Regions from separate parts of the Homo sapiens genome. Here region 2 is linked to region 1. Evidence: chromatin loops called from intact Hi-C (ENCODE). Cell type or tissue: heart left ventricle. All regions are shown on one strand. Links, peaks and the distances in the headings refer to the core of each region. The heading gives the core; the rest is flanking DNA. Region 1 has its middle 340 kb from the start of OSTF1. Region 2 has its middle 400 kb from the start of PCSK5.

Region 1 (5,386 bases), core at 56-5,055:
TGAATGTTCACCATATTCTTGATGCAAGACATTCCCTGCCTTGATCCATATCCAGCAGCTCTTATTTTTCTTCTTGGAACCATTATCTAATAAAATGTGTATAATTGTGTGTGCGTGTGTTTGTGTGATGCATGGAGGAACAGAGAGCAAGGGTGAGAGGGTAAAACAAAACAATGCTTTGAAGAAGGTAGTATCCTCTTTATTCTCTCCTATCTTCATTTGTCCAACAGAAATACAGAGCTGAGTCTTAGGGGAGCTGAGTTCTGCTAAAACCTATTAATTCCCAGTAACATGGACCAGTCACTCAGCTTCAATGTATTTTCGTTTCCCCTTTTGCAAGGTCGGGGTAGCACATGGAATCAAATGAGATGTGAGGCCGAATTTGAAAAGCAAAGGAAGCCAGTACTCTGCACAATGCCTTTAGGACTTTCTACTATTGCCCTCTATTTTTCTATAATTCCAGCAGCTGACTTGGGATGCTGGGATAGGAAAAGGCAGAGGGGGAAAAATAGAATCCTAGACAGTGGAGCATTGTTTATTTTACAGGAGAGACACTCCCTCTGGTACCAGGACTGCCTTCTGTTTCTAGCTCACACAACCATATCATCAAGCTCTCTGCAGTGAGAGTATTCTTACAAGGGCTTTGAATTCTTCTAATCTTATCTTCCCCTCAATAAATCAATTCTTTGTCCAGGTGTTTCTCCATCCCCTGGTGGTGTTTCATACTACTTGCTTCTGTGATTATCAACCAAAGTTGGGTTTGCTAATGCAATGTCCTTTGTCCTACACAAGCTGCTCTCTAACCAGCCTCAGACTTTCAGTATCATACTCTAGTAAAGCAGACAGGCCCTGTGTTTTCTCTAGGGATTCTGGAGGGGTCACAAAAACATGCATAAATCAAATTATTCCAAAGCAGTCTTAAGAAAAACAATGATTATTTGGTTTTTTTTCTTCTAACTCAGTATGGACCTCCTATTTTTGGAAGCTAGGAAACTAAGCTATTTCTTGTCTTCTCTTTTGTAAGAAATATCAGAATAGGAAGTGGAAAAGCAGCTGAGAACTCAAATTCTGGCTTCATAATTTACTGACTGCTGTTCAGTTTTTAACCTCTTTGAACCTTAGTTGTGTCATATATAATAAATTTAATAGTATATATCTTATAAGGTTGTTTTGAAGCCTTAAACAAGTGGCATAGATGTATACAAAAGGACAAGAAGTAATCTACTGGATACCTAACACATTTCTTTTTTTTATCTTCAATTTTTATTTTAAATTCTGTGGTACATGTGCAGGGTGTACAGGTTTGTTGCATAGGTAAACGTGTGCCAAGGTGGTTTGCTGCAGAGATCAACCCATCACCTTGGTATTAAGCCCAGTATCCATTAGCTATTTATCCTGATGCTCTCCTTCCCCCAATCCCTCTCCCCAACAGGCCCCAGGGTATGCTGTTCCCCTCCCTGTGTCCATGTGTTCTCATCGTTCAGCTCCTACTTATAAGTGAGAACATGTGGTGTTTGGTTTTCTGTTCCTGCCTTCGTTTGCTGAGGATAACAGCTTCCAGCTCCATCCATGACCCTGCAAAGAACAAAATCTTATTCCTTTTCATGGATGCATAGTATTCCATTGTGCATATGTACCATGTTTTCTTTATCCATTCTATCATTGACGGGCATTTGGGTTGATTCCATGTCTTTGATATTGTGGATAGTGCTGCAATGAACATATGCTTGCATGCCTACCCAGTAATGGGATTTCTGGGTCAAATGGTATTTCTGTCTCTTACCTAGCACATTTCAATATGCAAGTTAAGTTTTAAATTCTGTCTTTCCTACTGATTTACACAAAACACTCAATTTCCACAAAATTCAGAAAGCAAGTAGTAATAATGCACATTGGAGAGAGTAACTATTTGCAGGGTCACACAATATTTGCAAATATCATTCTAAGTGATTGCTTGTTTATGTGTGTGGAGGTGTTCTAGCTCTTAGTCTAACTAATTCAGAGCAGAATGTTCCACTTTTGATTGAACTTGGATTTTCAAATTTTCTACTTTAGCAAAATAAGTGACAAAGATTCATCTTGCTCATTCAAAGGAGATTAAATCATCTTTGGCATGCTTATGTTGGCTCTTCTCTGAAGAAGGAGGGAGTGAGTTTCCTTCCCACTTCCCAACACAAATCATCAGGGTATACCCCAAGGAGGTGGCTGGCAAAAATGTAAAATCAGACTGCTTGTGTTTTGAAGCTCATGGATCCTCTAGAGGCAGTTAGGTAGCACTCCTAGATGGTGGAGGGGTAGCCCTCTTGAGCACCAAAAGTGTGTAGTAAGGTTCATTTTGTTTCAGGGATTAATGAGGAAAGCTTCCAGATATTAGGGAAAAAAGAAGTCGTGGATCCCAGGGAAGGAACAGTCAGTGGCTCTGTGTCCACCATGGGCTGAAACTCGACCTGCTATGATGGGGCTGGGAAGTGGGTGTTATCTTTGAAGGGATGGCTGCCCAGGAAAAAGCTGAGCATTCAGGGCTATGATTCTGGGAACCAAAGAATTGTGGATCAAAGGTACTCTTGAGGGAATAAGATCACTTTTCCATGGAGATCTGGAGTGGACTCTGTAGGGACTTGGATGGGCCGCAAGCCTGGGTGATGATGGAGGACCACCACCATGTGGCAGGGAGAGCAGGGGTAGCTGTGGGCAGATCAGACACCAGGGTCTGTCTTTTCCAGATGTGGATGTCAGAATCAGCCCAACTCTCTTTTTTTTTTTTTTGGAGCTCTAAACTCCTAGGCCTTTTAAATGTTTTCAAAACGGTAACAAGGGGGAGGGTACCAGCCATTCTACTAATTTGGCAAGGGGGACTCAAGACAGATTTATTTAGGGAAAATGAAAGACATGTGATGTTAATTTTTTCTTGAAAGTAGGGAGCAGACCCATTTACATGGGTCTGCATTAGCATTTGCTTGATTTTTCCTTTTGCCCAATAGTTCAAGTTATTATTTTTTGATCTGTTTCTTTTTATTTTCCATAAGAAATACAACAAATTATAGAATGGCTGATTATCTGGCAGACAGATTGGATTGGGGAAGCAGGACATGTTCTTATTGCCAGTTATGGCTTGTCTTTCACCATTCCTGGTCATGGGTTGTGACCTGTGCCCTCAGCTTTTGCTGGGAAATTGCTCTTGTCAACCACATGAGTAGCTGTGTCTTGCTGCTCTCCCTCGCATGTCTCAGTGCCAGTATGTTCAGAGGAAATTCTTTTGTTCTTCATACAGAAACCATATTGTATTGTTAACATACCTTTTTCTATTAGGTTGCAAATTGCCCTGTCTTATTGGGCATACTTGTGTTGCTATCACTAAATATATTGAGTCTCCTAGGAAAGAAATATCTGAAAGACAAATAAGTGGGGTTATTTTGTGAATAATTTATTAGGCTACAAATAACATTGGCTGGCAATGGGAGAAAGAATGCCTTCTCACAAATAAAATATCAATTGCAAGTGTGGCAAGGCAGGGATAGTCTTTGCTGCTGAGGGGCATAATGAATGATTCTATTTTGCAGTTGTTTCTAAAATGTAAGCATTTTCAAATCAGTGTTGCAGTGTTTGGTCTCAGGAGAGCAGTGAGAATTTCTAAAGATGGTCTCATTTTCCAAGTACAAATTGTTCAGAAAGGAACATTGTGTTCTGCATGTTGGCCAGACTAGTTTTGTCATTTGAGAAGAGCATAGACTTGTTGACTTAAAAAGGTCAGTGATGCTACTCTCACTTGTTATATGACCTTGGTCAAGTCACAGAACTTCTCTGTTTCTTTCTGTTTTATTTTGTTTTACTCTGTTTAATTTGGACTTTGGGTAGCCCAAGGTCCTTTTCAGAACTCTACAAAATCTGTTCCATTGACAGAGACAGAAAACATTCTTTTAGGACTTTTGCACTTATCACTTACTTAGGCTTCTGAATCATAAAAGTTTGGATCCTCTCATCTTCCTCCCCTTTCCAAATGCTTGGGGCTAATTGTAAGGAGCAGTAGACTTACAGGTTCATATTCTGAGCTTCTAAGAACCTGTTGGCAAAGTGAGGAGACAATGTTTGTCCTCCTTAACTCTAGGAGGTGAGACTGAGTAGCTCTGGGGTGGACATCCAGGGAGCACTCTGTGAAGCCAGGGCAGGGGCTTCAGGATGCATGACAGCCCCACAAGGACTTGAGAGGGCCATTTTACCTTCTGAACCTCAAGGAGGACATGGGACAGTGATGCTTGAACAAAACAAGATATTAAAATTTCAACACTCTTAGAAGAGAGAAATACAAAATAACCAATTGCCTTTATCGTTTTGTCTTTTTAAGCATCTGATTTTCTTCCTCCTTCCCATGTCATAGCTGGGGGAGATGAAAGGAGTCTGGGGGAAGGAAGTCTTTAGTATTTACTAATCTCCATGTTCTGGGTACTAGACCAGACATTTAACCACAAGGTTTGATTTAATTCTTGCAATATCTCTTTGAAGTAGCTCCAGTTATAATCCCCACATCACAGATGAGAAAACTGTGGCTTAGAGCATTAATGCCACTTGCCCAAATCACACAATTAGTAGGAGGCAGCAGAAGATTGAAACCTTATCTGTGTCAATCCTTGATTTTGCATTTTACTCCAGTATTTTCCCTTTTCATTATGTTTTTCTCCACGTATTTGGTAACCCTCTTTTCCCCAGTGACTCTTGTCCCTTACTTACTCTGATCCTCATTTTGTTTTCCCAAAGATCAACATTCCTAAATCTCTCCTTGCCTCTTCCCTTCCCTCCTTACCAGGCTGGCTGGCCAATCCAATAAACTCATTTCCATGAAAGGGCTTAGTAACACACAAAGCCACAGCATTTTACTCTTCTGGCATAAATTCTTTTATAATTCTCAGGTTCCTTGGGAGACAAGAGCTGGTGGACGATGCTGGCAACCATAATATTAGTCCAGCTCATTGAGCCCACAAAAAGTGTGTGGGTATTTTCAGTGATACCTTGGGGGAGGTCCCCTTTAGTCAAGAATGGTGTGTCTTCCTGCACAGGAGACTATGAGAGGGTGTGAAATAAAGGTTTCCTTCTCTCTTTGGTGTGAGCACACATATAAAAGGCCCTGTGAGCAAGGTCAAGGGATTTGACCAATAATAGCATTTCTTCATTGATTTCACTGTTGTTCTAGATAAGAATCCATACACTTACATTAGGGTAGAACGTCTCCATCTCTGGTCTATATGAGGCATAGATTCTAAATGCACCAGTCCCCCATATTCACCCCAAGATTAGTCTGTTTCTTGTGTGATGTGGTTTAGATATGAAAATAGTGCAGATTTCAATTGCTTTTCCTTAGCTAAATGGTGTGAATGCAGTCTTCTGAATTCTA
Region 2 (5,386 bases), core at 250-5,249, 61 kb after region 1:
TTTAAAAGTTTCAGCACATACTGTTTTTTAAACTATTAATATTGTGTTCCTTCATATTTATGGAGCTATACTAGTCCTGAAGCTTTAATGCCACTCTACTCCTCCAAATACTGTATGTGTGCAGACATGAAAATAATTAGAGTATATTCAAATTAACTTTGTTTGGGGAACAGTGTGGCACCCTATGCCCATAGTTTAGTGCACATCATGTCGTATTTTCTGTCCTGTACCCTTTCTGCCTCTAGGAACAGCATTTTCCTCTCTTAGGAACTGCCTCTTCCCCAGATCCAACCATATGGTTACTCAGGATCCACCCTGGTCTTCCGTGATGCTGTCATACTCTGACCTCAAGTAATTTCTCTAGAAGCAGGCACATAGCCAGAGTTCAGCCAATAGGAATGCTTCCCCTGGGATTTTTGTGAAAGGAAGAGAGGAAGAGTCAGTTCTTCTCTAGAGATGGAAACTATTCATAAAATCAGGTTCCCTTGGCAGCCAGTTTTCCTCTCACTTGAAGGAAGCCTGTTTTTGGTGGCAGAAACTAAAGTGGACAGAAATGTGGGTCAGAGGTTAGCCTTGCCACAGTCAAGTCCTTGGCTCCAGCTGTTTCAGAAGCCAGGTGCATTTCTGCCTTTATCAAGTTGTGGTTGTTCAGATTTCCTTCAATTATATAAGACATACTCAGTATTGTACTGCAGGCTTACACATTTGCCTAAGCTAGTTTGATTGTGGTCTCTATCAGTTACAATGGAAAGCATCATGACTAAAGCAAATGGCTATAACTTCAATTTAAATTTGTTCAACACTTTCTGGGTAGTTTTGAGCCAAACCCTCCAAAGGAAGCAATGCAATATGAAGCCTTGTCCCTATCCTCTGTGAGTTTATGCTAAAGTAGGAGAGAGAATAATAATGATAATAACAACATGATAACAACCACCATGATATTTTGCACACTATGGGCATCTGCTAAGTCTTTTAAATGCATGATTTTATTTAATGCTTATAATAACTCTATCGTGTAACATCATCTCTTACTTTTGAAAATGCTATAATTAAGGCTCTGTAAGCTTGAGTCATACAGCAAGTTAAGGGTAAAGGCATAACTTGAACTCAGGATGGTTGGGTTTCTAGGTCCTTGCTCTTGTTCACTATACCTTACCTCTTATATCTAAAGAAAAATATGTTTGACTTAAAAATTAATTCACAGAAGGCAGAGATGACATTCATTTGTAGGATCTAGAGTTGTTTAATGGAGGATATGGACTTTGAGGGTAGCTATAGGATGTGATGGGGGCAGAAAACACAATCCACAGACCCCCTCCGTGCTTTGAGTGTACTCACAACTGAGACTGGTCCAGGATAAAAACAGGGGATAGCATCAATTCAAATACCTCTTAGGTTGCATCTTATACTTTTCATATTAGCTCATTTTTCCCCATTCAAGCTTGCCTTCCTAATGATTCTGCTAAGTGTAAGGAATTAACCTGCAATTCTAAAGAGTCACAGCTGGAAGGATTTCATTTTGGAGGCAGTGAGGCCAAGAAAATTTAGCAGTGTTGATTGAGCAGACCCATAAGTTATTGAGCTTGGAGGGAACATGTGCTTCCTGGACCGATGAGGTTTACATGACTGATAATGGCTTTATTGTGTTGCTATTGGGCAACTTGTGTGTTGAAAGCTTTGCTTTCTCTTTCCAGGCTCTTTGAAAGCAGGGGCTGATGCATCCTTCTGTCTCAGCACAGTGCCCCATCCACCTGACAGACACAAACAGCAATTTTTATGCACAGCAAGTCTGATCCCTGGAAATAACCTTAGAAGTTGTAAAACCAGGGATAATAATGATTTTTGTATACCCTGCTTCTCCCTTTCTAGGGTAGAGCAGACATGGCCATAGGTAACCCCAGCTCCCTTTATGAATATTTTGGATAAAAGCAACCTGCTGAGAAATCTCAGTAACCCTCCTTCACGGTTTTGTAGCAGTACTCCTAGGCCAGTGAGTTTCAACTGCTTTATAAGGAATGAATATTTATTATTTACAATGTATCAGACACTGAGTTAGAGACCTTATAGACCACCCGCTTAACTCTTAACACTTCACAGTAACACTGCAAAACTTGAGATTCAGAGAGGTTAAGAATCTTGCTCAAGGTCACACAGCCAGCAGATGGCAGAGTTAAAATTGGAATCTGCTTATATATGGCATAAAGCCAATGATGCCTTCACTTTAAGCTGTTGGTAGGCATGATTACCATTGTTTGGCTGGGAATAGTGAAACCTGGAAGTTAAATAATTTGAAAGGTCACCTTGCAACCCAGGAGTAGATATTATCTATATCCAGTCACAGCAGTGTGCTTTTGTCAGAGCAGACTTCTAAACAGTGTTACACGTCAGGTACTGGTCAGAAATAGAACATGCAGAAGTGAGAAAACACATTATTTGGAGAAAAAAACAAAGTCAAACTTCTAGAAAAATGCCTGAGAGTTTCCATTAAAAGCAACTTGAGGAATTATTGTTATTTACAGCTGGTTATCACCAAGATCCTTCCAAATTGGCCATTTATTTTTGAAGGTGTTAATGTCAGGCTCAAAATATGTCAACACTGGGAAACTTCAGAATAATCAGTTGGACAGATGATCTGTAGGCTTGTTGCACAGATACTCTTTGTGAAACAGACAGCTTCCTACTAGGACCTGGCAGGGAAGCAGCCTCTATTGCCATATTTTTCTGAAAACAGCCTGGGTAGTTTGAGGGGCAAGAATCATATACTGTATGTATCACCTAGAGATGATGATCTGTCCATTATGGCTTGTGGTTTTCTTTTACACTATTTGATGACCGTACTTAAAAGAACTGCATTTTTGCATGCATTGGATAAAGTGTCCAAGGCAAGCAATTAATGATACATCCATTTTAAATCTAATGTTAGAAGGAGAGGTATTCTAAAGTAACAAAGAAATAAAAAGCTCCCACTAAGAAATAACTAGGGTATATCACCTTGGGACTAAAATGCCGTTGAAGATTCACATAGGCTAAATTGTAAACATCTGGATATCATACGGCTAGCCTTGTACTTTCTTAAAAGTTTCTAACTTTAGTAATGTGGACAAATAATCTATGTGGCTTAAGATTTTCTCTATGTCAAGAAAAGTTTCTGTCTTAGGCTTAATAACCATGAAATAAATGTCAAATCGTATCAGATAATGCTGTGTGTCTCCTGGGTTAAAGCAATGCTTATAATATTCAGAGCAACATCGATGATCCTTTTCTAAATTGGCTGCCATAGAAGTTTTGTGGGGAACTTCAGTGAGCCTGGGGCTCTTCCTACACCCTTTGGGTCTAGTAACTAGGTCCTGGTAAAGCTGTGTGGACTTAAAAAAACATAGGATCCTAGACTGCTCCTTGGGGAAAATATGTAACAACAGTATGTAGCATTACTTGGGCTTCTTTTCTCTATCAGTCAGAATTGGATAAACAATGCTGCAGAACAATGCTGCAGTAACAATCACCTAAATTTATGTGGCTTTCTACAATAAAAAACTGTTTCTTGCTTATGTCATCATCTGTGTCAGGCTGGATGGCTTCTCTAGGCAGCTTTCTTCAGGCAGTGACTCAGGTATCTGGGTTTCTTCCACTGTATGTCTCTATCACTGGGCATGTTCCAATGCCTGTTTCATGGATGGGACAAAGAAGGTGTTTACAATCACATGGATACTTTAAAGGCCAAGCCCAGAAGTGGCATATCTTATTTCTACCTATGTTCCAGAGACTAGAATTTAGTCACATTCACAACCTAACTGCAAGAGAGCCCCAAAATTGTAAAATGTAGAACATACGAGTGGGAAAAGAAATTTTACATTTCAGCTACTTTGTTTTCTGGGGCTTGGGATAGAAGAATGGGGATAGAAGTAGACAGGAGGGAGCTTTTGGTTAGATTGGTGACAGGTCATTGTAGGAAGAAAGGACATGTTAAACCCAGTAATACTGTAGAAATCAACACTCAAATACCAAATCTTTAAAACACCACTTTGGATGCTGAAGCCTTAGCAATGCTAAGATTGGCAAGCTAGATTCTAAAAAACAAGAAACAAACAAACAAAAAATCTTTCCATCTTGTCTGGTCAAATGGGTCAAGGTAAGGAATATTGTGATAGTGTAACGATTACCATTAAGTTTGTTTTGGGGGCTTTTGGTCATAGTATATCGTTATACATAAATATAATCTAATCAGTTAGAAAATCTAAGAAAACAAAACTTGGGTAGAGCAAGATTTGGTATTATAGGCAATAGTATTAACAATTGTTGTATACACCTGTTGTTTGCTATCCAGAATCCATTTCCCTTTCTTTTTTTACTGTGGTAAAACACATACACACACATAACATGAGATCTACCCTCTTAACAAATTTTGAAGTGTACAGTACAGCACTGTTAACTATATGTACAGTGTGTCCAGCAGATCTCCAGAACGTTTTCATCTGTAATGACTAAAACATTATACCCATTGAACAGCAACTGCCCATTTCCCCCTCCCTCTAGCCCCTGGCAACTACCATCCTACTTTCTGTTTCTATGAGTTTTGACTCTTTTAAATTTCTCATGTAGGTGGAATCAAGCAGTATTTGTCCTTCTGTGACTGAATTATTTCACTTAGCATAATGTCCTGCGGCTCATCTATGTTGAAGTATATGACAAGATTTTCTTTTTTTAAGGCTTAATAATATTCCATTATATGTATATACAGCATTTTCTTAATCTATTCATCTGTCAATAGACATTTAGGTTGTTTCCAGCTCTTGAATACTGTGACTAATGCTGAAATGAACATGGAGTGTAAATATCTCTTCCACATTTTGTTTTCAATCCTTTCAGATAAATGTTCAGAAGTGAGGTTGCTGGATCATGTGGTAGTCCTACATCAAACTAAAAAGCTTCTTTCTGTGCAGCAAAGAAAACAATCAACAGGATGAAAAGGTAACCTCTGAAAAATATTTGCAATATACCCTATACATGATAAGGCACTAATACCCGAAAATATAAACTACTACAACTCAATAGCAAAATAACCAAATAACCCAATTAAAAAATGGGCAAAGAATTTGAGTAGACATGTCTCCACAAAAGACACACAAATTGCTAATAGGTATATGAAAAGATGTTCAATATTACTAGTCATCAAAACCACAGTGAGGTATCTTACCTCATATCTATTGGGATGGTCATTATAGACAAACCAACCAACAAACAAATCTAGAAAATAATGTGTTGGCAAGGATATGGAGAGATAGGAACGCTTGTGCATTGTTGGTGCGATTCTAAAATGGTATACTGTCTATGGAAAACAGTATGGAAATTCTTAAAACATTCCCCCTTCTTATAATGATAGTACTTT

What was found. A loop is a pair of places that touch in the nucleus more often than their neighbours do. Peaks named below come from ENCODE experiments on the same cell type or tissue, not always from the same donor. Only the 100,000 strongest peaks of a DNase experiment are listed, where the experiment ranks them.
Region 2: it touches region 1 in a loop (2.9-fold over the local background); 5 of 110 quality-filtered maps call a loop at or near these places.

What each region holds. Positions count from the first base shown.
Region 1 is chr9:75,429,398-75,434,783 of GRCh38, forward strand. No RefSeq gene overlaps it. Among named protein-coding and RNA genes, the nearest start is that of OSTF1, 340 kb to the left of the region's middle. In heart left ventricle, for the core only: no CTCF peak of the experiment used is centred there; no DNase peak of the experiment used is centred there; H3K27ac peaks cover 3,173 bases.
Region 2 is chr9:75,490,115-75,495,500 of GRCh38, forward strand. No RefSeq gene overlaps it. Among named protein-coding and RNA genes, the nearest start is that of PCSK5, 400 kb to the right of the region's middle. In heart left ventricle, for the core only: no CTCF peak of the experiment used is centred there; no DNase peak of the experiment used is centred there.